Linked DNA regions of Homo sapiens: region 2 is linked to region 1. A link is a loop called in an ENCODE intact Hi-C map of the cell type or tissue named here. Cell type or tissue: heart left ventricle. All regions are shown on one strand. Each heading gives the region's core, and the rest is flanking DNA. Links, peaks and the distances in the headings are about the cores only.

What was found. Peaks named below come from ENCODE experiments on the same cell type or tissue, not always from the same donor. Only the 100,000 strongest peaks of a DNase experiment are listed, where the experiment ranks them.
Region 2: it touches region 1 in a loop (7-fold over the local background); 3 of 110 quality-filtered maps call a loop at or near these places.

The regions. Positions count from the first base shown.
Region 1 is chrX:45,194,220-45,210,616 of GRCh38, forward strand. It overlaps DIPK2B (divergent protein kinase domain 2B), which reads right to left and starts at 6,657. Exons shown (of 5, transcript NM_176819.4): 1 at 6,375-6,657. The coding sequence starts at 6,607. In heart left ventricle, for the core only: no CTCF peak of the experiment used is centred there; DNase peaks (open chromatin) are centred at 6,772 and 6,862; H3K4me3 peaks cover 3,666 bases; H3K27ac peaks cover 5,549 bases.
Region 2 is chrX:45,780,764-45,797,160 of GRCh38, forward strand. No RefSeq gene overlaps it. Among named protein-coding and RNA genes, the nearest start is that of MIR222HG, 19 kb to the left of the region's middle. RefSeq lists an enhancer at 5,462-6,008. In heart left ventricle, for the core only: no CTCF peak of the experiment used is centred there; a DNase peak (open chromatin) is centred at 8,398; H3K27ac peaks cover 1,481 bases.

The DNA.
Region 1 (16,397 bases), core at 1,848-9,847:
CTGGACCTCCATACCCAACCCCAAGGAACCCATTAATTTTTTTTTTTTGAGAGAGAGTCTTGCTCTGTCACCCAGACTAGAGTGCAGTGGCGCAGTCTTGGTTCACTGCAACCTCCACCTCCTGGGTTTAAGCGATTCTTCTGCCTCAGCCTCCTGAGTAGCTGGGATTACAGGCACACGCCACCATGGATGGCTAATTTTTGTATTTTTAGTAGAGACGGGGTTTCACCATGTTGGCCAGGCTGGACTCAAACTCCTGTCTTCAAGTGATCCACCCGCCTCAGCCTCCCAAAGTGCTGGGATTACAGGAGTGAGCCACCGCACTTGGTCCCATTAATCTTCATTTTGTTTCCTTCACCACTTTGTGGTTGCTTATTCCTTTATCACCCATTTTATGAATTAGCTCATAGAAACAGATTGGTAACATTATTAGGGGTTATAGGTGGCAGGATCCTTGAAGATTATTTTGTCCCTTCCCCATCTTGTTTTGAGGATGAGAAAATTGAAAAGAGAATTGAAAAGGATGAGAAAATTGAAAAGATAAAATTGAAAGCAGAATATATATGTGACCTTTCTGAAGACTCACAGACAATTAGTGGTAGAGGAGGGCAGGTCTCAGGGCTCCTGTTCTCCCAGTTGGTGGGGGTGGTGTGGGAAGAGATTTCTTGCCCTGTGAGACAAGTTCATTGTCCTTTTTTTCTGTCCCCACCTCCTAAGGAGGCTCCGCTGAGACGACAGCACTGCCTTGGCAGATGACTTGTAATGAGTGCCTGGGCAGGTTCAGTGATGGCTTGAGGCATTCCATAAGGACTAATTGAGACAAACAAGATTGCAGGATGCACTTCTCCCCTTATTCAAAATGGTAATAAATTTATTGCATTGAATGGGAAAAATGTATACTCTTACAGTGTTGACTACCTACTTTATTAAATAGAAGAATGTCAGTGAGAAAATGTCAGTGCTTTTTATTCACTAAAATGTTACTATCCTGGAATTTGGACAACCACAAAACAGAGACAGCATTCTCATCTTCCTTCTAAATTGAGATCATGGGCCTGACTGAAGTGAGGCTGGCCAAGTTCCTGATTGTGTTGAAAGATGGACAAGCAGAATTACAGTTTCTCAGAGCTGGAAAAAAGCAACAAGGCCATGTGGTCCAATCCCCCCAAGTCCCTCAACATAGGGTGGGGGTGTAGAGGAGAGCAACAGCTTTGGAATTAGAATAAAATGCCCTCTTCTCGTGCATTCTTCTCATGCTTGCATCTGGTCAAACATAAAGCCTGTAGATATGCCTTTCTAAATAGTTTTTCCTCCCTTCCCTCTTCTTCATCCCATAGCTCTGCACTGAACCTTTAACCCATTTAGTACCTTTCCAAAGCTCTCAGGCTACAGTTCATGCTCCTTAATTTAACTTAGAGCTTAAACTTAGTTAAGCTTAGAGCTCCTTAGTTAAGCTTAGAGCTTGGTTCACAATGCTCTGCCTGCTGCATTGCCTGCTGCATTGCCTGCTGCATTGCCTGCTGCTCTTCTTACAAGTTTGCTTTGGTCTCACCAAACCACTGACTATCCTTGGATAAACCACATTCTTTCAGGCCTCTGAGGTTCCAATCACCTGTCATATGCTGACACCTTTGTCTGAGACAGTTTCTTCCTCTTTCTTGTCTGGAAAATCCCAATGTAGCCCTTTAAAATCCAGATGGATAGCACCTCTTTGGAACTCACTCCCTCATCCCCCAGTTGGGACCTTCCCACACACTCCCATGATACCCTGTGTAAGACATTTAAAAATATTTCCTATACTCTATTTTAACCACTGATTTACTTCTTTGTCTTCCTAATAGAAAGTAAACTCCTTCAGAGCAAAGATTTGACCTCTTTTAACTTTGTAACTCAGTGTTCAGCAGAGTACCAAGTTAGTGCTCAACACTTTACAGGTGGATGGATGGATGGGTATTTAGATGTATAGATAGATAAGGGAGTAGAGAGATGCATGGAGGGCTGGATGGTGGGATGCACAGTGTGATGGTTGGGTAGAAGAATGCATGGAGGGTCACCTGAATGAATGGGTGGATGGATGGTGGATGGATGGGTGCATGGATTCATATAAGGCTGACTGAACGTGTAGATGGATGCTTTTGTCATAAGCTCTTGAGCCCTGTATTTCCCAAGGCCCCTGAGTTGATGTGAAGAAGTGAGTTAAGACAGTAATTATTGTCAACTTCTGAGGGCAAGGAGACAGACAAGAGACAAGGGAGAAGGGAAGGCAAAATCAGGCCTGACGATTTAGTTATTTTACTGTGAGCCCTCCACTGCTCAGTTGGAAGTGTTTAAACATTTTTTTTAGACTTTGATAGTGGAGGTGGTACATAAGACCAAGTGTGTCTAGTAAGGAAGGTGAGATTAAAGCATTAGCCCTGGTAAGAGCCTAGGAACTCCTAGGAATTATTGTGATTAGAGGTACTGCCACTATTTACTCTCCACCCCCACACCCTGCACGCACAATACTGACCAACCAGATCATGGGAGAATCTTACCAATTGATGTGACTTCTCAGGGTTTCATATATAGGTATATTGTCAGTAAGAAGAGTATGGCAATCAGACTTACTCATTTCCCTAGCTTCCCTTAACTTTTCATTCAGGATTTAAAAGTCAACATGGAATGCATGGGAAAATTAGTAATGAAAACATTCATAATTTTAAAGGTCAATGGTTGAGTATGGGCAGTATGTGATTCATCCTTAGCATTCTTGCCAAAGGAAAGATAAAGGAAAAAAGGAGAGGTGATGTCCATCTGCTAATCATGTGTGTTCAGCATATCCAGCCAGCCTGGGATACCCATCTACGATTTGTTGCTGAACAGATGCAAGCATTGTCCAGTCCTTAGTGAGGACTAGGACCTGGCTGTAGCATTTCAACCAAACAACTGAGAGTTTTGGATGGGCTTTCCCCTAAGATGTCATAGTAATCACCTTTTTTTTTTTTTGAGAGAGAGTCTTTCTCCTAAGGTGTCATGGTAATCACTTTTTTTTTTTTTGAGACAGAATCTTGCTCTTTCACCCAGGCTGGAGTACAGTGGTGTGATCTCAACTCACTGCAGCCTCCGCCTCCCGGGTTCAAGCAATTCTCCTGCCTCAGCTTCCCGAGTAGCTGGGACTATAGGCGTGCGCCGCCATGTCCGGCTAATTTTTGTATTTTTAGTAGAGACGGGTTTTCACATTGTTGGCCAGGATGGTCTTGATCTCCTGACCTCGTGATTTGCCCGCCTCGGCCTCCCAAAGTGCTGGGATTACAGGTGTGAGCCACCTCGCCTGGCTGGTAATCACTTTTTTAAAGTGGGAAAATGTTTGGAGATCCAAAAGAAGACAACGAACAAATACACCATTAGAAAGAGAGGCAAAGGATGTGAACCTGTAGACAGTTTAGCAAAGAAGAAATACAAATGGTCAATAAATCTGAAAAAGGGTTCAACTCAGAAGAAATTCAAACTAAAAAAAAGTACTAAATATTTGTAAGTGTGCAAGAAGTGAGCTTTATAAGTAGAAGCCTCCATTTAGATATATATATCTCCTTCAATTTTGTCTTTTTGACCCAGAAATTTCACTTTTAGGAGTTTGTCATAAGGAATTCGTCACTCATGTGCACAAAACATAGCTACAGGGATGTTTGACATAGAACTGTTTATAATACCAAAAAATGAAATAAAAAAACTCTAGTTTCACAGTGGTGGTTTTAATAAATTATAGTTAAATAATTAAATAAGTTATGCTTAAATAGTTAAATAAATTATGGTTGATTGATGCAATTGAATACCATGAACCTGTTAAAAATCAAAGTGTGTGGAAGATCATTTAATAATGTGGAAAGATGTTCCTGATATACTGTTAAATAGTAGTTTCCAAAAAGTATACACAGCATGTTCACATTTTTGTTAAAAAATTTCTTAATTCACACTTAGAAAAAGGGTGGCAAGGAAATGCAACAAAATGTTGACTAAGGGGTGATCTCTTGGTGGAAGAATTATATGTGATTTTATTTTGTGCTTTCTTTAATCAACCTTTCCTGAAAATACTAAAATAAACAGGCACGACTTTGATAATAAGAAAAAAGGTATTTATATTGTAGAGAAAAGGACTCTAAACAGGACCACCTCCCCAGACCCACTGACTGCCTCTCTCTGCCTCTTTGTGCTGAGGATGACCATTCTCAATGTGCAGAGCTATAAACCCCAATCTGCCCTGCCTGGTGTTTTCCTGCTTGTATCTGCACACTTCCCTTTCACGGGCACATGGAACATGAATTCTAAGGGAGATGAAGTAATATCCTGGACTCTAACGGAATGCAAACCTATTTAGGGAAATGCTTTCTGATTTTGGCTAGCATCTGCCAAATGCTAGTAAGAAAAACTTCATTTATTGCCCTTTGGTGAATATGCAGTCATCCTAGAGCTCTTCCTCAGTTGAATCCTTAAATTTCTCTCCCTCCTTTTAAAAAATATGTCTGCCTTCTTATTGCCTCTCTCCAAGGAATCAGCATTGCTTCACCTGTGTTCTTGGTCCTCTTTATCTCTTTTCCTAGGCGGAAAACCTTGAGTTCACATCCAACATCTGCATATTTATTTCCTCTCGCATAGTGTTGGTCAACAGGATGACTCTATAGCTGAACTGACCTGTATCCTTCCTGTTCTACTTTGTTCCCAGTGACTTGTGTCCTGGACTATGGCAACTGGTCTCACAGCCCCTGCCAACACCACCAGTCCGTCCTGTCCACTTTGCACGAGCTCTTCCCAAATCACAGGTCTCATGTTGCCCCTCCCCAGCCTAACACTCTCAGCATGGCCTGCAGTAGAGATTCCTCAATCAGTGGTCTTTCAAAAATGCCTTTAAAAACGCTTAATATGCCTTTAAAAAGGCTTAATAGGAAAAGTCCACACCAACTCCATAAAATACCTCACAAAAGAAGTTTAACATTTTTGATTGGTATTTCTATCTATTATTTCTATTTAGTAATTTGGTTGAGTAAGCAAAGATGTCTTTGATTAATACAGATTGCAAATAAAATCATTGTTAATTAATGCCTTTTGTTTGGTCACCAAATCTTAAAAGCGTAAGTTAGGTCCTTTGAGGAAGATGGAGGAGAAAGGGCATATATATGACAAAGGGTCTTTGGTACTAAAAAGACTGGAAACCACTGGTCCACAAGATTAAGGCCCCAATTCCTTGGCATGGCAATTAAAGACCCCCTGCCCCATATATCCCTTCAACCTCCTCCTCTGTCATGCCTCCACATACACCCCATGCTCTAGCTAAGCACCTCTCACTTCTTCCCACACCTTTGCTTAAGATGTTACTTCCACCTTAAGCCCTTCACTTCCCGTTACTTTTCAGCTCATCCTTTAAAAGGCTTTGCTCAGAATACCTTCTCCTGGGGAAGCCCTTCCCCAGTTCCCATTTGGAATTAATGGAGCTCCTGGAGGTCCTTTACACTGCCCTGCATCAGACAAAGCCTTATTATTATTATTTATAACATGACCCCCTTGTCCTGACCTCCAGGAAGGCAATGACCAGAGTTATAGTTGCTGTCACCCCAGTACCTGCTAGAGTTTGGCTGTGGTAAAGGCTCATGGACTGTGTGTTGATAGGCTTAAATTCCAAGTGTGATGCCATTCTTTGCTGAGAGCCATGTGCATTGCAATTTACTAAGCTCCAGTTTTCCTCTGATCAAGGCAATCTCTCACAACAGAAAGCTGGCTCAGAAACTTTGGAGCAAACCGTCCTGGTTTGAATTCCACAGCTGCTACTTATTCGGTGGTGACCTTGTGCAAGTTACTTAATCTTTTTTAAAAAATAAATTTTATTGTGTATATTTAAAGTATACAACACGATGTTGTAAGATACATATATATAGTGAAATGGGTCCCATCATCTCACAGAGTTACCCATTTCCCCCCACTGAAGTCACTTTATCTGGCTATGTCTCAGCTTACCACCTCAATAATGGGGGAACACCATTAACTCTCACAATGATTTAAAATAGGTGTCACATTGTAGGCTTTCTATAAATTTTATTTCCCGCCCACTGTGAGAAATGAACTTGATAAACTCAACAGTCCCAGGCTACTCCATTCATAGGAAAGAAAACTTCAAGCTTTCAGTTCAAAAGGAAATGTTGGATTTAGCATTTAGGGCTGGAATTTGGCTTCACATCTTGCCCTCTTACCCACCCCAACTTCAGACCATTACCACTCTGATTAAATGGATTTGTTTCAGCTCCCACCCATATTACATCCTGATTCCTTTTCAACAAATTCCTGGACATCTTCACAAGAAGGGAACAGAATTTTGTGATTCAGAGTTATTTGATTGATATTCTGACCTTATTTCTTCTTTAAAGAACTTCTTGCAAATAGATGTCCCGATGCAGGCATTGCATTTATCAAGACCGAGGAAAGTCCTTCCAAAATTGTAGCTGGTTCTGACTTGGGGCACCAGAGAAGAAAGGGAAGAAGCTGGCAAGGAGAAAGAACAGCTCAGGGCTGAGACCCACAGCAGCAGGGCCAGCCAGCCAGGGCGGAGGGCGGCAGCCTCAGGCCCCAGCTGGGGCTCCATCTTGGGCTCTGGGCTCCAGCTGCAGCCTCTGGCTGTCCACTCGAGGCTGTACAGAGGCAGGGCTTGGCCAAAGAGGAAGCTGTCAGAGGGGGCTGGCTTCTGGGTGCTGACCCCATCCCAGCCTCCCAGGTTTCTCTTTGAGGATGCTGAGGAGCTTGGGGCTAATGAGGCTGGGGAGGAGGTGAGGAAGTCAGTGGAGGATGCTGATAACGCTGTTTCCAGAGTTACTCTTCCTTTGCCGGGGGTGGCTGCTTCAGGCTGGGGAGGGGCTCGCTGGCAGATTTCGGGAAGGACAATTGTCAGGGCTTCCCTGTGTGGTCCTTTTGACAAACACAGGATATCCCGGCAGGGCAGGAAAGGTCCATGCAGGATGTGTGTCCAACCTGCGTTCCACCTGGGAGTTTCAAAGGATCCTGAAAGCCTCCACCCTCCACTGTTTTAATTCCAGGTTTATCTGTCCCTATGGATTACACGTGCACCCCAATTTTTGACCCCTCTGTGCTAGGTCATTTGTCCTGCCCCTTAATCAGCCCTCCTTCCCCCACTTTTACCATATTTGCCTGTGAAATAACTAGAGGTTAGCTTGCTTGCCATTAACTGGCACATTTAGCACTGATTTGAAAGCTTTTTGCTGCTTAGGGAAGAGAAAACCTCAGGTTAGTCCATCTTCTCTTGCTGGTCTGAGAACAAGAGACCAGAAAGAACCCGGTGGCCTCTGTGGCATGATGAGGGGAGCACCAGAAAGAGCCCTCTGACAGCACACAGCTGTGTCTATCCCTCTCCCACAGACCTGAAAGCTTCTCTTCCTTTACCAACTTGCTTCACTTCTCGGGGTGGCTTGGCCGGATTTGGTAGGATTTAACTGCCCCAGGATTGCCTTCCTCAGGATACCAAGATAAGGTCCGCAGCATGGAGTAGATGGAAGTGCTAATTTGGGAGTAGAGAGAACCTCTGAGAACCAAATCAGGGAAGTCAGGCTGCCTCACATTCTGTGAGAGGGTGGAGGTGGGGAGCGGGGCACGGTTTGAAAATATGAGAAAGTGCATAGGAAGATGGGGCTGGGGGTGAGGAAAAGGGAGGTAAGAGGGAGTGGGGATTGCCTCTGGACAATTGACAAGTTTTGCTAAAGATTGGTGGGAAGAGCAGGTAAAGGCAATTTTCTGATGATGAAGCACGTGCTTATTAGCATTTGTATAGCTTCCTCAGTAAAATGTCTGGTCATGTTTGCTTTTTATTGGTGAGTTTTGACGCTTGTTTATATATTCTAGATCCGAGTCCTCTGTTGGATATGTGGCTTGCAAATATTTTCTCCCCAGGGCTAACTTGTCTTTTATTCTTTTAACAGAGTCTTCTGCAGAGTGAAAGTTTTGATTTTGAAGTCCAATTTGTTAATTTTTTCTTTTTGAATCATGCTTTTGGTGTCAGGTGTGATAAAAGAAAAACTTAAGCACATTTAAATTTTAAAGAGTTTATTTGAATATTCAGCGATTCATGAATCAGGGCAGTATCAGACTGCAAACATTCTGCTGGGAGGGGCAAGAAAGGAAACTTTTATAGTGTTTGCAGAAGCAGGACAAAGAAAACAATTTTTATTGGTTAGAGTGGAAAGTCCCTAGTTAGAGATTAATTGGTGATTTTTTTGATTGGTACAATTTCTAGTTTAAATTTACTATTTACATTAGGCTTTGGTTTGTTCACACAGGAATTTAAAGTGCCAGAGCCACCTCAGTCTAATGGCCTTCCAATTAGAATTTTAAAACATAATTCATCCTTTTTGATCAGCCTCTCATTTAAGAGATATTGACTAAAACTTGGGCATAAGCTCCACTCTCTGTGACCATCATGGCTAAGTTGTCCTTGTCTCAGTGTGAAACTCATAAGTCACAACATCAAGCTCATTGAGGAAAGATTCCTTTTGTTGTTCATCTCATTTTTGTTGCTCTAATTACAGTGAGATCATCTGGCATACCGTTGATGACTGTGAACACACATTTAAGACCCTCAAGTGAATGTAGTTCACCAGGGAGATTATGATGACTACCAGGAGGATAATACTGAAAGACTGCAGTATGTTCCTTAGCCAAGGTCCTCACAAACCAACTCAACTAACATTTCTAGAGAAACAAAAGAAAACCAAAGGTCAATGACTAGAGCAAACTATAAATTCAGTCTGAGTCCAGAGGAAATTTAGTTAACAAGATTGCTAGATTTGAGCTTGAAACATATTTTTCTGGTTTGCAGTTTGAATGTCTCTGGTTATGGTACTGAGGGTTTCAATGATCTTCCTGAGTGGTCCACATATCAGGCATAAGGGTTGTCCTCAGAAGTCACATCAAGTTGTCTATAACTGCCTGGCAGGGTTTCAGGAACAGAGCACATCTTGTTCTGAGTGATTTCAAGTCTGAAAAATGGGAAAAAATTGGATTGGAGGAATAAAGATGAATTCAGAATTCAGTCCAGTCTACAAATAGACAATAAAACTCAAAAACAACAAATATGGCTACAATCTACTATCAAAAATTATGCACAGATCTTTTCAGACATTACAGGGGTCCTCTGGAATGTCCCAAAGTTAGTTCTAGGTCAAAAAGACTTAATTTAGAAGCTTATTTTGGGAAGTTTGTAAAAAATATCAAAAAGTCTAAAACACTTGATTAAATAGGATCATTAGTCATTATGAAACAATGAGAGGCAAATACAGAAAGGTTATATAGCTGTAAAAAAACTTAGCTCTTTTAATGTTGAGAATACTCATTTTTATATATATGTATATAAACAAAGACCTAGTAAAAGACAACACGAAGCACAAGAAATTATCCTGATAAAACACAAATCTTTGTAAGGTAGATCACTTAAAAGATAAGAAAAACCTTTCACCAAGAAAACTTTGTTCTTTCAACAGAAAAAAAGCCAGTGTCTAGCTTTGTATCAATGTACTTTTGATATTAAAGCTAATTTTTAAAAACCCTTCTAATAAATTTCATTCAGTTTTAGCGAGCTTGACAACACATGAAGTTCCTTTTTCAAATTTTAAACTGTCTATACTTTCTTATATCAATTTAGTTTGTCCTATACTCTTCCTCTCTCCCATTGTAGAACAATTAATCACTCTAATTTAGGACAAAAATTATTCTTTTTTTTCTCTTAACAAAAATACACCCTTATACTTAAACTTCCTTGACAAAACATGCCTTACTTCCTTCACATATACAGTTGTTGCCCTTATTATTTCTAGAAGTTTTAATTACATATATTAATTAGAATTTTAAATTCTTAGTAACCTTAATTTCTAGTGAAAACTAGTAAGCATTATAAACAGTTTCATATCAGCATTTTGTAAATAAACATCATGTCATATATAATCTTTCATGTTTATTAGCAGACCCAAATATATTTAGCTTCTCTATACTGTATAAAAACAAGACGCCAAAGTATATATACTTTAATCTTATGTTCAGCAGTTAATGTTTTAATGTTTTAACTTACTCAGAAATGGCTTCAATATTTATTGAATATTTATTACTTAATTGAACATAGCATAACTTTAAGATTTCAAGTTACCGGCCGGGTGTGGTGGCTCATGCCTGTAATCTCAGCACTTTGGGAAGCGGAGGCAGGTGGATCACCTGAGGTCAGGAGTTTGAGACCAGCCCATTATGGTGAAACCCCGTCTCTACTAAAAATACAAAAAGTAGCCAGGCATGGTGGCATGCACCTGTAGTCCCATCTACTTAGGAGGCTGAGACGGGAGAATTGCTTGAACCCCAGAGGCGGTGGAGGTTGCAGTGAGCTGAGGTCACGCCACTGCACTCCAGCCTGGGAGACAGAGCAAGACTCCATCTCAAAATAAAAAAAAAAAAATTAGAAAAAAAGATTTCAAGTTACAAAAAAAGATTTTTGGAACAATTTTTAGTAGACATATTTCATAAAACATAATTATTTTTGAAGTTTATAGACTTTTATTTCATTTACATTTACCCAATTCATTGTTTTTTTTAATTTTTAATTTTTGTGGGCACATAGTAGGTATATATATTTATGGGGTATATGGGATATTTTGATACAGGCATATAATGTGTAATAATCATATAAGGGTGAATGGGGTATCCATCCCTTCAAGCATGTATTCTTTGTGTTACAATCTAATTATACTTTTTCAGTTATTTAAAAATGTTCAATTACATTATTATTGACTGTAGTCACCCTGTTGTGCTACCAAATACTAGATCTTATTCATTCTTTGTAACTATTTTTTGTACCCATTAACCATCCCCACTTCCCCTCCCCCGACACCCTCACTACCCTTTCCGTCCTTCTACTTTCCGTCCTTCTACTTTCCATCCTTCCTTTCCATACTTCTACCCTTTCTATCTGGTAACCATCCTTCTACTCTCTATCTCCATGAATTCAACTGATTTTATTTTTAGATTCCCACAAATAAGTGAGAACAAGTGAATTTTGTCTTTCTATGCCTGGCTTATTTCACTTAACATAATGATCTCCAGTTCCATCTGTGTTGATGCAAATGACAGGATCTCATTATTTTTAATGGCTGAATAGTATTCCACTGTGTGCATGTACCACATTTTCTTTATCCATTTGTCTGTTGATGGACACTTAGGTTGCTTCCAAATCTTGGCTATTGTGAATAGTGCTACAGTAAACCTGAGAGTACAGATACCGCTCTGATATACTGATTTCCTTTCTTTTGAGTATATACCCTGTTAGGGTATATAGTGCAATTGCTGAACCACATGGTAACTCAATTTTTAGTTTTTTGAGGAACCTCCAAACTGTTCTCCATAGTGGTTGTACTAATTTACCTTCCCACTAACAGTGTATGTGGGTTCCCTTTTCTCCACATTTTCTCTAGCATTTGTTATTGCCTGACTTTTGGATAAAAGCCATTTTAACTGGGGTGAGAAAATATCTCACTGTAGTTGAGCACCTTTTCATAAACCTGTTTTCCATCTCTACATTTTTTTTTTTGAGAAATGTCTGCTCAAATCTTTTGCCCATTTAAATAATCAGATTATTAGAATTTTTTTCTATAGAGTTGTTTGAACTCCTTATATATTCTGATTATTAATTCTTTGTCAGATAAATAGTTTGCAAATATTTTCTCCCATTCTGTGGGTTGTCTCTTCACTTTGTTAATAGTTTCCTTTGCTGTGCAAAAGTTTTTTAACTTGATGTGATCCCATTTGCCCATTTTTTGCTTTGGTTGCCTGTGCTTGTGGGGTATTATACAAGAAATCTTTGCCCAGTCCAATGTCCTGGAGATTTTCCCCAATGTTTTCTTGTAGTAGCTTCATGGTTTGAGGTCTTAGATTTAAGTCTTTAATCCATTTTGATTTGATTTTGACATACAACGAGAGATAGGGGTCTAGTTTCATTCTTCTGCATATGGATATCCAATTTTCACAGCACCATTTATTGAAGAGATTGTCCTTTCTCCAATGTATGTTTTTGGCACCTTTGTCTAAAGTGAGTTTACTGTAGATGTGTGGATTTGTTTCTGCATTCTCTGTTGTGTTCCATTGTTCTATGTGTCTGTTTTTCTGCCGGTACCATGCTGTTTTGGTTACTATAGCTCTGTAGTATAATTTGAAGTCAGGTAATATGATTCCTCCGGTTTTATTCTTTTTGCCCAGGATAGTTTTGGCTATTATTTGCTTTCTATATCTGGGTGCTCTAGTGTTGGGTGCACATATATTTAAAATTGCTAAATTGACCCCTTTATCATTATATAATGACCTTCTTTGTCTTTTCTTATTGTGTTTGACCTGAAATCTATTTTGTCTGATATAAGTATAGGTACTCTTGCTCTTGTTTGTTTTCCATTTGCATGGAATATCTGTTTCCATCCCTTTATTTTCAGTCTATGTGTGTCTTTATAGGTGAAGTGTGTTTCTTGTGGGCAATAGATCATTGGGTCTTGTTTTTCTATTCATTCACCTGCTCTATAACTTTTGATTGGAGAATTTACACTATTTACATTCAGTGTTATTATTGATAAGTAAGGACTTACTCCTGTCATTTTATTAATTTTTTTCTGATTGTTTTGTGGTCTTCTCTTCTTTCTTTCCTCCCTGTCTTCCTTTTAGTGAAGGTAATTTTCTCTGGTGGTATGTTTTAATTTCTTGCTTTTTATTTTTTGTGTATTTGTTGTATGTTTTTTGGTTTGGGGTTACCATGAGGGTTGCAAAGAACATCTTATAACCCGTTATTTTAAACCAATGACAACTTAACACTGATAGCATAAACAAACAAACAAAAACAAAACTAATAAAAACTCTACACAACTCTGTCTCCCTGCTTTTTAACTTTTTGTTGTTTCAATTTATATCTTATTGTACTACATCTTGAAAAATTGTTGTAGTTATTATTTTTGATCAGTTTATGTTTTTGCCTTTCTACTTAAAATATGAGTTTACACACCACAATTACAGTGTTATAATATTCTGTGTTTTTCTATGTACTTATTATTACCAGTGAGTTTCATACCTTCAGATGATTTCTTATTGCTCATTAATGTTCTTTTCTTTTGCTTGAAGAGCTCCCTTTAGCATTTCTTGTAGGACAGGCTTGGTGTTGATGAAATCTTTTAGCTTTTGTTTGTCTGGGAAAATCTTTATTTCTCCTTTATGTTTGAAGGACATTTTCACCGGATATTACTATTCTAGGATAAAAGTTTTTTCCTTCAGCACTTTAAATATGTCATGCCACTCCCTTCTGGCCTGCAAGGTTTCCACTGAAAAGTCTGCTTCCAGATGTATTGGAGTTCCATTGTATGTCATTTGTTGCTTTTCCCTTGCTGCTTTTAGGATCCTTTCTTTATCCTTGACCTTTGAGAGTTTAATTATTGAATGACTTGAGGTAGTCTTCTTTGTATTAAAATTTCTTGGTGTTCTATAAGCTTCTTGTATTTGAATATTGATGTATTTCTCTAGGTTTGGGAAGTTCTCTGTTATTATCTGTTTGAATAAACTTTCTATTTCCATCTTTCTCTCTACTTCCTCTTTAAGGGCAGTATCTCTTGGATGTGCTCTTTTAAGGCTAATTTCTATATTTGTAGTCATGCTTTTTTTAAATTCTTTTTTTCTGTTGTCTCCTCTGACTGCGTATCTTCAAATAGCCTGACTTCAGGCTCACTAATTCTTTGTTCTGCTTGATCAAGTCTGCTGTTGAGAGACTCTGATGCATTCTTCAGCATGTCAATTTCACTTTTCAACTCTAGAATATCTGCGTGATTCTTTTTTAATTATTTCAGTTTTTTTGTTGAGTTTATCTGATAGGATTCTGATTTCCTTCCCTAAAAATAAATGTTCCCTCCCCCAAGGACACAGATTCTCTCTCCACATGATGTGGCTGCTGCCATGGGGATAGGGGTGGTGGTGTAAGCCATTCAAGGCTGATTTTCCTACCCCCTTCAGTGCCTCTTTCAGCAATGTGAAGTTAAAACCAGGTACTTTGAAAAGAAATGTTCAAGAATGTTATCTTGAATTTCTTTGAGTTTCCTCAACACAGCTATTTTGAATTCTTTGTCTAAAAGGTCACATATCTCTGTCTCTGCCAAATTGGCCCCTGGCACCTAATTTAGTTCACTTGATGAAGTAATGTTTTCCTGAATGGTACTGGTGCTTATAGATGTTCTTTGGCATCTGGGAATTGAAGAGTTAGGTATTTATTGTAGTCTTCACAGTCTGGGCTTATTTTTACCTGAAGTTCTTGGGAAGGTTTTCCAGGTTTTTGAAGGGACTTGGGTGTTGTGATCTAAGTTTTTGGTCACTGCAGCCATATCTGCATTAGGGGGCACCCCAAGCCCAGTAATGCTGTAGTTCTTGTGGACTCATAGAGTTACTGCCTTGGTGGTCTTGGATAAGATCTGGATGAATTCTCTAGATTACCAGAGACTCTTGTCCTTTTTCCTTACTTTCTCCCAAACAGAGTTTCTCTCTCTGTGCTGAGCTGCCTGGAGCTGAGGGATGTGTAACACAAGCACTCCTGTGACTATACCACTGGGACTGTGCCGGGTCAGACCTGAAGCCAGCTCAGCACTGGGTCTTGCCCAAGGCCCGCTATAACCACTACCTGGTTACCATCTATATTTGCTCAAGGTCCTAGGTCTCTACAATCAGCAGTTTGTGAAGCCATTCAGTCTTGTGTCCTTTCCTTCATGGTGGCAAGTTTCCCAGGGCCCTAGGAAGATCTAGAGATGCTGGAGTCAGAGTCAGAAACCTTAAAAATCTACCTGGTGCTCTACTATACTGCAGCTAAACTGGCACCAAAAACCACAAGATGAAGTCCTTCCTACTCTTTCTTCCCCTTTCCTAAGGTAGAGGAGTCTATCCCTATGTCCACCACTATCACAGGCCCACAGAAAGTACTGCCAGGGTACCACTGATATTCAGTTAAGGCCAAGGGCTCTTCAATCAGCTTGTGCTGAATGCTGCCTGGCCTGGGACTCACTCTTCAGGGCAGTGGGCTTCTCTCTTGTCCAGGGTCAGTCCAGACATACCATCTAAGAGCCAAGACCTGGATTAGTGACCCTAAAAAGCCTGCTTGGTGCTCTACTTCTCTGTGGCTGAGCTGGTTCCTAAGATGCAAGACAAAGTCTCCTTACTCTTCTCTCCACTTCTCTCAAATAGAAGGAGTTTTGCCCCTTAACCACCTCAGATGAGAATGTGCTAAGTCTCACCTGAAGCCAGCACGTCTGAGTCTCACCCAAGGGCCACGGCGTATACTACCTGGTTACCACTACTACCACTACCACTCGGTTATTCCGAACCCAAGGGCTCTTTAGTCATATGGTGATGAATCTTGCCTGGACTGGGTTCTTCCTTTCAAGGCAGTGGGTTCCTTTCTGGCCCAGGGTGTGTACAGAAATATCTGGGAGCTAGGGTCTGGAATGAATCTCACAGCTCTGCTTGGTGCTCTATTCTACTGTGGCTGAGGTGGTATCCAAGTTGCAAAGCAAAGTCTCATTTACTCTTCCCTATTCTCTCCTCAAGTGGAAGGAAGGGGTCTCTTTTGGAACTACAAGCTGCACTGCCTTGAGGTGGAGGAGGGGTGACGAAAGCACTCCCTTAGCCACCTCAACCTGTGTCTCATCAGGTTGCATGCCCCCCACATTCACTGGCTTCGAGCCCAGCACAGCACTAGGATTCGCCTAGGAGTCGCAGTTCTTGTGGCCTAGATAGCATTTCAGGTTTATTTAGGATCCCATAGCACTTTAGCCCACGGTGGTGAGGCTTGCCAAAATTCATATTTTGAGCACTAGGATGGGTGGTTCCCCTCTGCATAGAGCTGATCTAAATGTTTCCTCTGTGGGCATTGGCTGAGTTCTGCCTGATGTTGGCAGGACTGAGTTCCAATGCAAAGTCCCACAGTCACTGATTTTCCCTCCCCTAAGCACACAGATTCTCTCTCCACATCATGTGGCTGCTGCCATGGGGATGGGGATGGTGGTGTCAGCAATTCAAGACGGGTTTTCCTACCCCCTTCAGTGCCTCTTTCAGCAATATGAAGTTAAAACCAAGTACTTTGATCATACACCTGATTTTTTGCTCTTATGAAGGTACTTTTTTGTGTACATAGTTGTCAGATTTGGTGTTACTGTGGGGAGGATGATTGATGGAGGCTTCTATTTGGCCACCTTGCTCCACCTCCTCCTTATCACTTGTTCTTAACAATTATGCTTGAATTGGTCATGAAAAATTTCATGAGACATTAAACAAAGCTAGCCACTGAAGGACTTCAAGGAAGGCCACCGCGAAATATGCCACTT
Region 2 (16,397 bases), core at 5,361-13,360, 590 kb after region 1:
AATCTTCTCTTTAGATATAGGCTAGTTTGTTCTCCTCTGTGACATTTTATTGCTGCCTTTGCCACATTGAGATATACAGTAGGCCCATGGGCCGATCCCAATTTTTTACAACAAAGAAACAGACAGACTTTGTTGTTGTTAATGTCATGCAGAGTGATCTGTGGCTATATATTGAAATATCTGGCAAACGTTAAACCACAAGCATAAAACAGAACGGTGTGTAATAAATGGCGCTTGCTTTTTGTTTACACAGCGAAGAAACACAATGAATTGTAAGCAAAGTGCATCAATAGCAAATAATACTACAAAGCCACTACAGCAACTTTAATATCTGTATCTTTCGTATCTTAGTCACATTGTTTGAAAACATCCAACTACATGGCTTATGCAGATCCATCATCTGGAATCATGAGACAAACTTCAGATTGATTTTCTCTCTGGCAGTGACACCAATCACTCTAGTCAGAGGCAGCCCCTGCCCCGCCTGCCTTATGTGGTGCCTCTCTGGAATTGGCTAGTTGCGCACACCAGGTAGAATCTATCTGTAGCCACAGAACTGAGGCTGACCTGAGCTCTCAGTAATTGAGAACATCAGGCCCCACCACTGAGTTTCTTGAACTCTAGGCAAAATAGGTGCCTGCAAACGACGTCAAAATTTATTCTAAAAATGCTGTGTGAAAAATAACACCAAAATTATCAGATCATTATCTGAAAAAAAAATCAATTGGCTTCCCTAAATTAGTTTACCATAGAGGCAGGATTATAGAGTGAGGCTAAGAACACAGACTGGCCAGGTCTAATCCCAGCTACACCATTTACAAGCTGTGTACCTTTGTGCAATTCACTGAACATCTATGTGCTTCAGTTTTCCGTCTATAAAATGAGTAACGGACAGTACCTTTTGCATAGGGTTATGGGGTGGGGGTTAAGTTAATTGCTATATGCATATGCAATAATTATAATGAGGCATAATCTCCATCCATCTTGTAATTTAAAACTGACCACGAACAATATAGCTATAAGTAGCATGCGGACACTCCAGGGAATTTACAAAACCAGGGGATAGGCATGTTCCATATCCTTGGGGTTTAACTTACACTACAAAATCTAAGGACAATAAATAATGTAATTTGTAAAAATAAATTTTAAATTGTTTAAATACGAAAACATAGCTATAGTGAAGATTAGAATACAAAAAATCCCACTTGAAGATACGGCAGAGACTGGAAATAAATTGTATGTTTGCCTCTGGCCCTTTCATGCTCACACCCTCTGAGGCTTAGTGCCCTCTTGTGAAACTGCAGAGGAATACTGACATAAAGCATTGTCTGCTGAGTCAGAGGAGATTCACAACCAGCAGGGAGATCATGCTGGGAGGGCTCTCCCATATCAAATTCTCAAAATGAGATGAAACAGACCTAGAAAAGTTTAGTGACTTGCCTAAGGTTAAATAAATAGGCAGTGGGGTTAGCAAGTAAATCAGGGCTACCAATTCCCAGTTCAGCCATCTTTTTACCTTGCCCTGGTATTTGAGGTCTCCAGTGGGAGACACCATGTTGTATGTACAGTTTCTTAACAAGAGAGTCTGGGAATCCTCGGAGTGTTTCTGAGAGGACTGTGGTCTCCACCCTAAACCTTGTCAAAGGGCCCAGCCTCCCCTGCATTCCCCCTACGTCAGGTGGCTCAGCTCCCAGAGATGCTCCAGCCAGGCCTGTCACTACCTGTCCCCACCTGTCCTTTACTTTTAGCCCCAGACTTAAGAGATAGGTGAAAGGAACCTGAAGGATGAGCAAGACAAAGAGAAGATGGCTCCCATTTTCAAAACTACACATTTTAAGAGGAGCAAGTAATAGAAGGAGGTGGTCGCAGGGTATGAAAAACTTAAATTTGTATCATCTATAAACTCTGTGCTCTGAAAATCAGGGAAGGAAATATTTTAATTCACTCCTGCAACAAATATTTATTTTCAACCTTATGATTTACAGTGCAGTGGCTGGGCTCTGGGACAGTAGAAATATACAGGACTGAGACCTTGTTCTCCAGAATTCATGATGGAATCTTAGAGACAAGGTATGAAGATTAGGAAAGACAATGAATAATATAAGACAACATGCCTTATATTATTATATACCTTGAGCTTTGCAATGTTTTCTTCAAAGAAAATGTATGAGAAAGCCCAAAATGTAAAACAGATAAAGTCAATTGTTTTGGTAGAAGCTAGAAGAGGCTTCAAGAAGGGGAGGCAGGCTGTGCTTTCAAAGGTGAGCAGCACTCCCATGAGCAGGAAGGAAAGGGTCCCCTAGGCAGGAAGGGCTGAAGGAAGGGCTGTCAAGACACCGGTGTGGAGGCAGGAATAATGCCACAGGTGGACTTCAACAAACAAACAAAGAGCACAACTGTCAAGAACAGAAGTTCATGGATGGGAGAGTTACAAAAGCTGGTGGCATGACTTCCCCTTTCTGAAATTCTAATCCCGAAGAGTACAAAGCAACTGCGCAGCCAAAAAGCTGTGCAGCAGTGGCCTGGGAAGGGCTCGACGAAGGGCATAGCTCAGGGGCACTGCTCAGGGGCAGAGCTCTGGGGCATCGCCCACTCATAGGGAGAGCAGCAGGGAGCCACACTTCCCATCCCAACTCAGCTTCTGTCCCAGCTCTCATCCCAGGCTCCCCAGCCCACAGGATGATCCCTGTGAAGAGAAGCATGTGAAGATGGAGGAATCCCAACCAAGATTCCACCAAGGACAAAAATAGCTAACACGATGAGAGACAGAGGCCAGGGAAGGTTGTAGAACATGTGCCTCTATTGACCGTGGCAGACATTTCTCAGCAACCCCTTACCCCTGCCACTTCCCTGACTTTGCCATGTGAGGATGCAGGTCCAGGGGGCCAAATCAACCAGTTTTTCAAGAGAAAAAAAAACACTGCAGTGTTTATAACTGTGTGGACCAAAGAGAACATGTCTACAGGCCAGTGTGCAGTTCCTATATTAGAAGAGGGGTCTGAGTTGATCCTGCCTATTGCACTGGGTCCAGTATCTTGTTCAAGGTCTAACAAAGGTAGGTGCTCAATACATATCTGTTAAATCAGTGCATGAGAACCAAATATTAGATTAGGCAGCAAATTGTAAGCCAATGTCTTTCCTTCCTCCTCCATTAAAGAAACGCTACAGCTTAAGAGAGGTAGATGGAGTAGCAGGTTCTAAGTAAAAGGAAATCTACATATAAGTTACTCACCAAGTCACTATTAACAGTGCCAGGGTTAGTGTTATTGCCCTCCACATCGCAATTCTTCAAGCTCTTCAGTTATGCTGTTATGTTTACCTCAATCCCAATCTAATTCTTTTCATCCTCTTTTCCCTTCTCACGTTTTTTAAAGACCTCACTTGGGGATTTACTAGAGGAAAAAATATCAAAATCACAAAGTAAATGGGGGAGAGGGGGTATATGCATACTTCCATATCAGGATGGCAAGGGGCGCTACATCTATCTCCACCTTCGGAAAGGTGATAAGACCTGAGTTCTCATCTTCTGCCCTTCAGAATCTTGGTCCTTATCAGAACTGAAAGTGATGCCTTCCTACTCCTGGGGTTGCTAGGACCATCTTTGGCACTCTCACATCAAAATGTATTCTTGAGGTTTTTGAGATATATCCCAAGTCTCTGCTCTCAGCAGCTCCAGCTGGAGTTTACAGAAAGTCAAATGTGAGGTTGGAGAGGTCGGTAGTTCGGAGATGAACAGAGTGAGGTGGATCCTGTACATCAGAATGAAAACAACTCTCAAAAGGTAATACAGAGATGGCTGCAGGCACCCAACCACTGAAGAGAGATACTTAATCAGATGTTCAGGGCAAAAACCAAAGTGTCCCAGAAATGAGCAGATCCTATACTTGCCGAAGTAAGTAAAGAAATTCTTGATCATCTTGCTGAGAGAACGCAACAGATGTGTTGTGTGGAGATGGTGCTGTATCCAGAGGCCATAAAGGACAATGGAAGGTGTGGGCCAACTTTTAGAGGAAATGGGGCTGACAGCAATGAGCAAGAGACAGGCTTCACAGGAAACGGCCCTTCACTGGAGGGTTTATGAGAGCCAAATCTAGCTGGATCAGGAATTTCTATCTGTGCCCTTCCTCAAATACTGCTTCTACACTCCATCCTGAACTGGCCCCATACCCTGCAGGCTGCTGTACTTGACCTCTAGATATATTCAGCTCTTCCTCTGACCTTTTAAGAACACCAACTGTAGTCCTGAAATAAGATTGAGTTTTGTCTATTTCTGCTGCCTTTAAAATATATATATTTGTAATCCCAGCACTTTGGAAGGCCGAGGTGGGTGGATCACTTGAAGTCAGGAGTTCGAGACCAGCCTGGCCAACATGGTAAAATCCCACCTCCACTAAAAATATAAAAATTACCCAGGCGTGGTGGTACGCCACTGTAGTCCCAGCTACTTGGGAGGCTGAGGTGGGAGGATCGCCTGAGCCTGGAAAGTGGAAGTTGCAGGGAGCCGAGACCGCACCACTGTACTCCAGCCTGGGTGACAGAGTGAGACTCCGTCTCAAAAAAAAAAAAAAAGCCATTTCAAAAGTTATCCTCATTGTGCTAATCTTGTTTCATCCGGCCCCTCCACATTGTTTTTTCTCCCTCCTAAATGCCTCACTCAGAGTCACCCTGTTAGAAGCACATATAAGATTGTAACTCAGGCCAAGTCAAAAAAAATTGTGTGCGACAAGGTACATATACACTTAACACTATTGTACTGTACACTTAAAATGGGTAAGATGATTAGTTTTATGGCAAATTTTTTTAAACCACAATGAGAAAAATTGTACAAGGTCCTTTTGAGAGATTAAAATTCAAGGAAAACAAACAAACAAAAAAGACCCTGAGTGAAAGCTACTTACCACTCTTTTTGGTACCTTCTCTGACCTCAGGAAGTTAAAAAAAAGATCAATAGGAAAATAGATAAGCAATTGAATATGTAAATATTTTCAGGCCAATATTTACATATTCAATTGCTTATCTATTTTCCTATTGATCTTTTTTTAACTTCCTGAGGTGAGAGAAGGTACCAAAAAGAGTGGTAAAGGCTAATATTCAATGAACCGCAACAACAAAAATCTGTATATCTACAACTCCACATTTTTTAAAAAGGTATGGGGGGAGAGCTGCATTTTTAAATATTGAACTTTAGGGCTTATAATTGAAAATATATTACCAATTCATGATATTTTATACCCTCATATACTTTTTTTTTGGTAGAGATGGTGGTGGCATCTTTTTAAAATATAATTTTAAGAAGGCAGTGATTTTCCAGGTAACTAAAGCACATGTCACAATTAAAACTGAGAAGCAGACATGTAGGCTTCTCTTAGGACTGTGATAAAATGTTTCATTTTATAAAATCAGCAGCCAGGATTGTTCTATTTGCTGTTCCCTCTACCTGCCCCTCCAGTTCTAGCTAAATCCCTTCTGTTCTCTCGTCTCAAATTTCTTCAGGTTCCTCACACAGCCCACTCCTTGTTAATGCTCCCACATCATAGCTTCATCTCCTTCATTCACTTACCACAGTTACCTTCTATTAAGATTTCATCCATCTAGAATATAAGCTCCGTACCAGGGCCAGGTCCTTGCCTCACCTTCTCTACTGCATCCCTACTGCCTAAAGCAATGTGGTGCTCCCTAGCTAGGTGCTTAAAAGGATTTCTGGCATGTGGAATCAATCACTGTTGGTTTGTTTTACACTCTTCCCTACTGTGCCATTCTTCACAAACCTTCCCTTTCTCTGCTTTCCAGGTTTCTTCTCTCGTACCAGCTCTACCCCATCTCTTCATTGATTTTAGTGCCCTGACATTTGATGATAAGTCACCAGAAATGTCTAAGAATGATGTATTGCCCCAGATACCATGGTTCTGTTCCCTTTTGCAAGGTTGGGATGGCAGATGGGAGCACAGCTAACTGCTAAGCATTTCACAACTCAAACTCAAGTCCTGAGGCACAATCTAAACATGTAAAAATAGACCTTTAAGTGTTTTATTAACAAGAACCCCATATAATGCCATTGGATGCCAACAAGGCAGTATTCTTAGGGAGCATTATATTCTGTCTTTGCCACCCCACTATCTTTATATGTTTAGTAAGGATGCAAATAATGTTAATACACTGTAGCACTCCTTACTGTGTCGATGCTATCTAAAGCTCAGGGGCAATTTAATAGCAGCCTCTACAGAACTTGGACAAAGAATACTTCATGCAGAATGGCTACCAGCTAATTACTACCTCCATGACAGAAAGCTCAACTGGAAATGGAAGAGGCCAAAATGACACTATAGAAATTTAGGCTTGAGAAAAAGAAGTATATCCTAAAAGTGAAAACCTAAAAAACAATGAATCTCTGAAACCACATGTAAAACCTTTTTGTTAGTAAGCTATAGTTTCTATTCCTTGAGATGTCTAGAAGTAATATTTAGACATACCTATTTGCAGGAATGAGTGAATCAGGCTAAATTGACATGTATCTTCCATACGAGTGAATGCAGCAGGGAGGACTTTGGTTTTCATTTCTTTTCTGTGTTAATTTTAAGCCATTTGTTGCTCAATGTCAGCACTGTGGCCATATGGGGTCAGAACACTCTTGGTTGGTGGGAAAGTTCCGGGGGGGCGGGGATCCTGCGCATCATAAGGCACTAGGGTATGTAGGCTCCATTACTGGCCTTCACTCACTACATGCCAGTAGCATCTCCCCTCCTCAACCAAAACCCAAAACAGTATGCAGACATTGCCAAATGCCCTCAGAGGGACAAAGTCACCCTCAGTTGAGAACCACTGCTTTAAGTCCCCAAACACGCCAATCTGTGCACCCATTCCTTCTTATCATCCTCCACCCAACAAAAGTCAAACTCACCAACCTATGAATTTGTTTTCGTACCAATAAATTTACTTCAATGAACAGTTATGCAACTTAAAAGAAACCATAAGCAGAATGGATAATCTGCTTCCAGGAGGGCACATAAGAGGCATTTAAGAAATGTTGGTTCCCACTTTCCCTTTCTGTTAAGGAATTCATAACTTCTGAAGCAAATACCTGTCCCTTCTAGGCACCTGATTTCAAAGGCATGCATATATATTTTGAATATGACATTATATTCAAAATAATATAACTAAAGGTTCTGATTCTCTTTACTTTCTCTCCATAAGAGGAATGCAATTCTTAATTCTTAGGAAGAGCAACTGAACTAAATAAATAAGTAGCACATTAAAGGAAATACTTTCTACACTTCGATGAATTCTTGCCAGGCATGGTCTTAAAAACACAGCACCTTCAACAATGGTGTCTAATAATAACACCCCATATACCCCACAGTACTTATAGCCTCCCACCCAAGTTTCTATGGTGATTCTTGAACTCAAATGGTTTGATTTCAAACTACTTAGTAATCTGAAGAAAATCCCTTTCTTCATTCCTTCAAGTATTTTTTTTTTTTTACATAATTTGTTGGGGGGAGTGAGATTAGGACCCTATAACTTTTAATAATAAATTTTCTTTCAAAGTTAAGGAATTTGGCTCAGGACCTTCTCAAGTTTTAATGGACTAAGGATAAGAATTCTAGACTGATTTTCTAAGACTTTTTTCCATTGTTATAATCAGGAAATACTAGATATTGTTCAAGTAGAGGCAGAGTGTAAGCATGCCACATAGTTGAGAAATCAGCAGCAAAATATTAATCACAGCTGAAACCTGACATACACTCTCCCATGTTCGTTAGGTACAATACATTCCGGTGATTAAAAATACATTCCATTTCCTCTACGTGCAAATTCAATCTGTCGAACTGGATGACAGCACCATAAAGCCGCTGAAATTCTGAAACCCAACCTGCTAAACATCCTGAACAGACATTCTCCAAAGAAAACTGAAGAAAAATGTATGTATCCTTTTGAGATGTGGAAACATCTTAAAATTACTTAAGAACGATTTCAAAATAACCCCCTAATAAACTGCTTAATGTGAACAGCATTTCAAATTCTCAGCCTAGTTTTAAATTTCCACCTTTGTTGTAAATGGAACCCAAATAAGAATTTCCTTGTGCTCTTAAGAATACTATAGGGTTTAAGATCTACTGCAAGATCCCTCTAGCAGACATTGGCATAAACCCTTGAAAACTGTGGGTTGTATCTTTAAAAGGTGTCAAAGGAAAAGCAGATGAAATGCTGTAATCTCCACCCACTGTCACTTAAGACTTACTGCCCACGCACTCCACAGTCCCAGCCAGCATCCTGCATCCACCCTTTTTTTTCAAGCCCACTGCATTAGACCATGGAAACTCAGGATGTGTGGCCACAACGGCCCCTGCTCTGGATCCAGCTGGCCCACCACGTGGCGTGGCCGTGACCTTAGTCACACTTCCCCCTGACATCCTGTGAGTGGGCTCAAGCTGGAGCCAGACCTTCCCACCGTGCTGCCCGCCCTGCTCCTGGAAATGACAAAACCCGGCTCCCTAAAACATTCCATTCTCCACTTACACCAACAGAGCTTCCTGCTCCCCACCCCTCCTGAACAACAGGTCTTTGAATATCATTCACCACCCTGGTAACACCTTTAACCATTTGGCCATTAGCTACTAAGGGAGGCATGCACAACTTCACTTCGGATTTTCATAGAAGCCTGTTCTCTTGATTTTCACTAAGTTTTTTAAACTATTATCACAAGAATCACTTCTACGGGATTTATAAGCATATGCAACATTCAAAATCGAAAACGTGGCACTGCAAAATCTGCACAACAAAGCTCTTCATGAGAGAAGTATCTCTTAATTTAGTGGAGAGAGTATCTGCTGGATTCAGATTTACATAAGCATTATCTTCTTGGTCCTCTTCTAAGCTGGACTAAAAGGATTTCAGAAATCTTCGACTTACTATGTATAACTCTCATCTTTGAAAAAGAACTTGCATTTTAATAAAAAGGTTAATGAGAAAAAAATACTCCCAATTTAGTTTTAGCTGTAGAGTCAAGAAGCAAGTTTTTGTTTCATCAGATGGTAAAGGTAATGCTTTTAACTGGCAGCACTAACCCCACCTTCCTCCTAAGAGGTGTCTGTGGATCCTAAGGATGGTTTTTCAAGCAAAGAGGTAAAGTTGGGTAGAGTGACACTAAGGGGGCAATTAAGGCACCCATTGTTTAGAGTCATACTATTCTCCATATTCAAAATCAAACAGAGGTTCCAGTTCTACGTAGGATAGATAGTCAGCACACTCCACCCTGTTTTTCCCAGGGCCGCAACTACGAACCTCAGAAAGAATGCTTGGAGCAGCTATACGAGGACTCTGAAAAGTAAACAGGAGCAGGCACATTAAGAAGGAAGACTAGAACATGAAAGACCACCCAACTGACAGTTTCCTCTTCTTTTTTCATCCAGTGTGCCCAAGCCTGGTCTCAACACACTGTCGGCAGACCCTAGGTGCTGACAGACGACAGGGAAAAATCCCCTGTTTTTTCCTTTTCTCTGTTCTCTCAGGCCACAGTCCCCAAGTAACCCTGCAGTGGCTACAGCAGCCAGCAGCAAGGGGAGCCTGCAAGACAGGGAACTCTGAGGGAGGAAAACCTTCCTCTAGATTCAACAGTGCCATGATTCCAAGAAAGTAGGGCCAAATCCCACTGTTTTTAGTGTCTCTGTCCTCCAGGGGCTTGACCCTGGGGACATGGGCACAGTTGTGAAAGTACATGGCAAAATAGAGTAACTAAAGCCCAAGCTTTCTAGCTAAATGGCCCAAAAGAGAAGCCCCATAGAACTGGAAAGAACTAGAGAGAGCACAAAGGGGAAGGAGCTCAAGAAAGAGACCCCATAAAGTTGCTTATCCACGTGCAAGTCACTCCTCAGATTTGCACTTGTTGACCTCATCCTAACAGTCTACCAATGACTTTGAGAACTGAAGACCTAGCTCCCAGATCGGCCACTGTGGAGCACACACACAGGATATATCCAAATGGTGCTGCAAATGCTAACACAGGACCACAGCTCATAGAAGGTGGTTGGAACTTGTTCTCTGAACCTAACCATTATCAACTGCCTGCTAAAACAAAAATATTGACATTCTCCATAGGATTTAGACAAGATGCAGAGTTTCATAACATAATATTCAAAATGCCCTGGATAAATTCAAAATTACTCAGCATGGAAAAATACAATCAACAGGTGCCAAGGCTGAGATGACAGACATTTGGACTGACAAAAACTTTAAATCAAGTTATTACAAAAATGCTCCAGCAACCAATCATAAACAATCTTGAAACCTACGGAAGAGAAAGTCTGGGCAAAGAGACAAAAGATCTAAAGAAGAACTGTTGGAAACTGTAGAACTGAACAATAAAATAACCAAAATAAAAAACTCATGGGATGGGCTCAATGGCATCATGGATATAAGAGTCAGCGAACTTGAAGATGAATACATAGAAATTAGCCATTCTGCACAAGAAAGAGAAAAAATATTTAAAGTAAAAAATGAACAGGGCCTCAGGGGACCAGAGAACAATAAGAGAAGGTCTGCCATTTGTGTCATAGAAATCCCAGAAAGAGAGAAAGAATGCCGTGCAGTACAGGAAAAATATTTGACAAAATAATGGCTGAAAACTTCATAAATTTCACAAGACACATATACGTACAAATTCTTGGAAAAGCAGAGTGAACCTCATGTAGGATAAACCCCCCAAAACCACGCTATAAACCAGAGATGAAACAAACATTCCTGAAAGCAGGGAGAGAAAAATGCCCTATTATCTAAGTATGGGGCACAAAAAGTCAAATGGTTATAGATTTGTCACCAGAAACCATGGAGGAAAGAAAGAAGTGGCACAATATTTTTAAAGCATTAAAGGAAAAGAACTGTAATCTAGAATTCTATATCCAGCAAATGTATCCTTCAATAAAGGTGGAATACAGATATCATAACAAAAGGCAGGAGGACAAAGGAACCTATATGGTGGTAAGGTTTCTACAGTCCACTTAAAGTGATAAAATGTCCATTCGAAGTGATTCTAAGTTGACTGTGAATGATTCTAGTTGACTATACATATTGCAATCCCTCAAGCAGGCACACACACAAAAAAAGAACTACGAAATATTCAAATAGCTCAAAAAAAAAAAAAAACACAGAATAGGAGAAATAGGAACAAAAATGGAATAAACAGAAGGCATAAATCCAAACATATCAACTATTACATTAAACTGAAATGGTCTAAACACAAGAATTAAAGGCAGAGACTGTGAGAATGAATAAATAAATATGAACCAACTACATGCTGTCCAACCAAAACTCACTTGAAATATAATATAGGCAGGTAAGTTAAGAGCAGAAGGATGAAAAAAGGTGTAACATGCAAGCTGTTGAAAAGAAAAGTAGAGTGTCTATATTTAGACAATGCAGACTTGAAGACAAAGACAATTGCCAGGGACAAAGAAGAACATCACATAATAATAATAAAAGTATCAATTTGCCAAGTGGACATGACAATTCTAAATGCGTATCTACCCAACAAATGACCTTCAAAATACACAAACCAAAAACTGACAGAATACAAAGGAGAAACAGGTAAATCTACAGTTGTCGTTGGAAACTTCAACACTCTTCTCTCAGTAATATATAGAAATAGACAGAAAACACCATCAATCAATTAAATTTAATATTTATAAAATACTCTAACCCAGGGATCCCCAACCCCCAGGCCATGGACCAGTACCAGAACGGGCTGCACCGCAGTAGGTGAGCAGCAGGCGAGTGAACATTACCACCTGAGCTTTGCCTTTTGTCAGATCAACAGACGCATTAGATTCTCATAGGAGTGGAAACCCTATTGTGAACTGCACACACGAGGAATCTAGGTTGTGCACTCCTTATGAGAATCTAATGCCTGATGATCTGAGGTGGAACAGTTTCATCTCGAAACCATCCCCCCACCCCCTCACCCCTCCCACCCCCATACCAATCCATGGAAAAATTGTCTTCCATGAAACCAGTCCCTGGTGCCAAAAAGGTACATTCACTGAGATAGACCATACTCTAAAGAATAAACCTTTAATAAATTTAAAAGAATTAAAATAATACACAGTATGTCATCTGGCCATGATAAAATTAAACTAGCAATCAACAACAGAAAGAAAAGGAAAATTTCCCAATACATGGAAATGATACAACACACTTCTAAATAATTTTTCAGTGAAGGGAAAGTCTCAAGTGAAAAAAATACATTGAGTTGAACAAAATGCAAATACAATATATCGGCCGGGTGCAGTGGCTCACGCCTGTAATCCCAGCACTTTGGGAGGCTGAGGTGGGCAGATCACTTGAGGTCAGGAGTTTCAGACCAGCCTAGCCAACATAGTGAAATGCTGTCTCTACTAAAAATACAAAAATTATCTGGGCGTGGTGGCAGGTGCCTGTAATCCCAGCTACTCGGGAGGCTGAGGCAGGAGAATCACTTGAACCCGGGAAGCAGATGTTGCAGAGATCCAAGATTGCACCACTACACTCCAGCCTGGGTGACAGAGTGAGACTCTGTCTCAAAAAAAAAAAAAAACAAAAACAAAAACAAAACCACAATATATCAAAATCTGTGTGATACAGCTAAAATAGTGCTTACAGAGAAATTTACAACATTAAATGTTTATATTAGAAGAAAAGAAGGTCTCTAATCAACAATCTAAGCCTCCACCTAAATAAGTTAGAAAATGAAGAGCAAAATACAGCCAAAGCAAGCAAGAAAGAAAAAGCAGAAAGCAATGAAATTGAAAGCAGAAAAACAATAGAAAAAAATGAAACCAAAAGCTGATTCTTTGAAAATATCAGTGCAATTGTTAAAACTCCAGCAAAACTAATAAAAAATAAAAGGGAAACACAACTTAACTAATATTAGGAATGAAAGAGGGAATATCACTACAGATCCCACAGACATTAAAAGAAGGGAATGTTTATAAATTTGATGGATGATGTTACTAGTATTTTTTGATGAACTTATGTTGTCTATGTTTATAAAGGATACTGGTCTGTAGTTTTGTCATCATTATTTTGTTTTGTTACTGCCATTGGTATCAGGGTAATGTTGGCCTTATAAAATAAGTTAGAATGTTTTCCCTCTTATTCTAGAAGAGACTGTCATTTCTTCCTTAAATGTTGGAATTTACCACTGAAACCATCTGGGTCTGAAGATCCCTTTTTCAGGAGATTTTTAAGTATGAATCCCGTTTTATTAATGGTTATAGGACTATTCAGGTTGCCAATTTCATCTTAGGTGAGTTCCAGTAGTTTGTGGCTTTTTCAGGAATTGGAGCTGCAAGACGTTCTTGTTGAATTCTCAAGTTTGATTCAGTTACTTGATCTCCTTGAATTCCAGAAGAGACCACCTGATCTGGGATCTTCCAGATTGTCACAGACAGGTTCCCAACCTTCTTGGCAACAATCAGATAATGGGTAAGGGGAGCTTAAGGTTGGGGGAAGCTGAGAGGAGGATGCTGATGGGTTAAATTTCAGGTTCCCAGCTTCAGAGCCCGGGTTGTCACACAGCACAGTGGTTAGCACAGCCATCAAAATTCCTATTGCCTGGCCAGGGCAAAGGATTTGAAATGTTTAGTTCTATGAAATGAGCTGGGAACTGTGTGGCTGGAGGTGGGGCCAGGGGTGGTAGGTGGAGGAGGGGTCAGGTCTAAGAGTAAAGCTGGCCAGGGAAGGCCATGGGGACTTCACCACTCTCTCTCCAACTACAGCAACTACCCTCTGAACCACCTGCTGGGAGGCTACCTTCTGGGATTCCTCCATTGTACAAGAAGCAAATACCCAGGCACAGGGTAAGTGCTGACACAGTCTCTGCCTACATGTGACAAGGAATATTTTTTTAACTCTTTATTTCTTTTAAGAAAATTTAGCTTCCACAGAAAAAGTTTGAAAAACACTGCCCTCAGATACCCCAAAGGAGGTGACTTGGGTTTCTGGCATGGGCTCCTCAGGACAACAACAAGCCAGCCATTCCCAACCCAAGGCAGGGGACCTGAGTGGAGTCAGCCTGAGTTTGGAAACAAAGTCGTGGCACCCAACTGAATGGCTGCAATTCTTCCCCCATTTAGTCAGACTCATAAAGCTGAAAGTAACCTCATAAATCTCTCTGCCCATGCCCTTATTTCACAGATGAGGAGACTTCTAATGAAAAATTTCTATCAGCGTTTGACAAGCTATTCTTTCAGGAGATGTTTCCCCTACACCTGGCATTCTCATGATGGGGAATAATCTATACTTTCAAGGGACAAACACAATGATGGAATCTGAAACTTGAGGTGAAACTGGCTACCATTTAAGTTTTGCATATGGCAAATTGCCACATGGGAAGGTTTAAAAAACAAAAAAAACAGACTCAAGTCTGTAGCCCAGGAACCGATCATTCTATTGTAACAGGAGGTCAGGCTCTGCTAACCATCATGACCAACAGATGAACAAAAAATTGGTATGCAAGTCCATATGAAGCATAGAGCTTTCTGGAAGCAAAAAAAAAAAAAAAAAGTCAAATCAACTACAAGATGGCTAAGACAACTACTAGAAGAGATGTTCCTGGGAGATTCTAAACTGCATTGCAAACTTGGGTAAACTGACCAATCGTTTTGGGATAGAAAGGCAGAAGAAACTATCAGGCACTGTCATCACAGTGGGTAGGATTCCGGACACACCAGTACCAAACAGGTGTGTGACCACCTGCCTGGGACTCTGCTTCTCATTTCATAACCTCTAAAGGTGCTTATTTTGGATAAAAGTATAGAATTTAGGATATTAAAAATGCTTTTCATGTATTCAACTTAAAAACCACATTTATTCCATCCAGCTCTGATGGGGCAGAAATAATTTATCATCATCACAGCAGGCTGCAAGGGTCCAAAGCAGCAGCTTCCACAAAGGCTTCATGGAATCTCCCTCCTTGAAAATGATGAATACTAGAATGGTTTAGGTTGGCATTCCCTCCAGACCCTCAGAAGCTGGCTAAGTAACCTCAAAAGTACCCTGTTAGTTCAGTAATTCTGTGAGTCAATGGAAAAATAACAGCAATTAATCTTGGGCTCTATGTTTCCATGCCTTGCTATTAAAGAAAGAACATAATGAAATATGCACAGATACAGCTTCTTTCTAGTTTTATCTCAGAACCTGATAAAAATAACTTACTTTTGCATATGCTCACTGCTGTATCCCCAGCACCTAGACAGGATCTGGTATAAAGTGGAACCTCAGAAATATTTTTCCAATGTCATTATTACACCAAAATTCTGCAAAATGAAAAATATGCCTTGAAAAACAAATTTGTTATTTATACTGATATACGAATAAGAAAGGAAATCTCAAACTCAACATCCATTTTGCTGTATGTTTTTTCTTGGTATAGGCTTGGTGAAATCAGAAAAGGGAAGGTAACGCATATCCTCTCTATCATTTACAATGTGATTTTGGGCAAATGACTTGAATGCTCTCTTAAGTATCTATGGCCTCATTTCTAAAATAAGGCCAATCATCTCTTCCTCACAGTGTTGCAGTACAGATGAAGTGTGTAATAACTGTTTCAGAGCCTGGCACACAACAGACAGATATTTAACAAATAAACACACATGAAAGAATACGGGGAAACCTCTTATCTTCTCCTTCGACCTCACACATGAGCCCTGAGTAAAGGTTAGTATCATCCATGTTATTTTCTGAGTTTCTCCGCAAAGAGATGAGTCCTTCAATCATTATAGCAAGAATTCTCTGCCCTGGCTGTGATCAGAGACCCCAGGGGAGCTTTCTAGCCAGGTAATTTGCTGACCTTGACTCTCCAGGCGTGGGCAGGAAGAGAGGGGCTCTCTGGTGTGGTTTCCCGCCTGCTCCTGAGCACTCAGGCCCTGACCCAGGCCCTCCAGGAGCCCAGGTACTTGAAGACAGAGGGGCACCAGAAAGGTCACAGGCAGCGTGATGCTTCAGAGGCAGATAAGAAGGAGGCACAGCATGAGGAGCACCAGTGAAAGGATGGCCAGCCCAAATTAGGAGAACATGAGCTCTGCCTGAGAGAAGCATCCTTAATTTAACCAGTACATGAAAAGCAGTTTGGAGATAGCTTCTTCAAGCTGTGATTTGACAGAAAGTTCAAGTGAATATATACCTAAGCTTTCCAAAAAAAAAAACAGATCTGAAATTGGCTGGTTAATTTGGCCCAAACCATAACATATGGATAGATCGAAATGCTGCTGAAAGCCTCCATTTTAAAAGTGGCATATGTATTTTTTCAATGTAAGTTTTAACATTTTTTAAAAAATCATGAGTGATGTAATCAGAAGGTCAATAGTTGCAATGCTGAGCAAAAGCATTTCTCTTTAAGAGGGAGCCAATCAAGGAGAAGTCTTTCT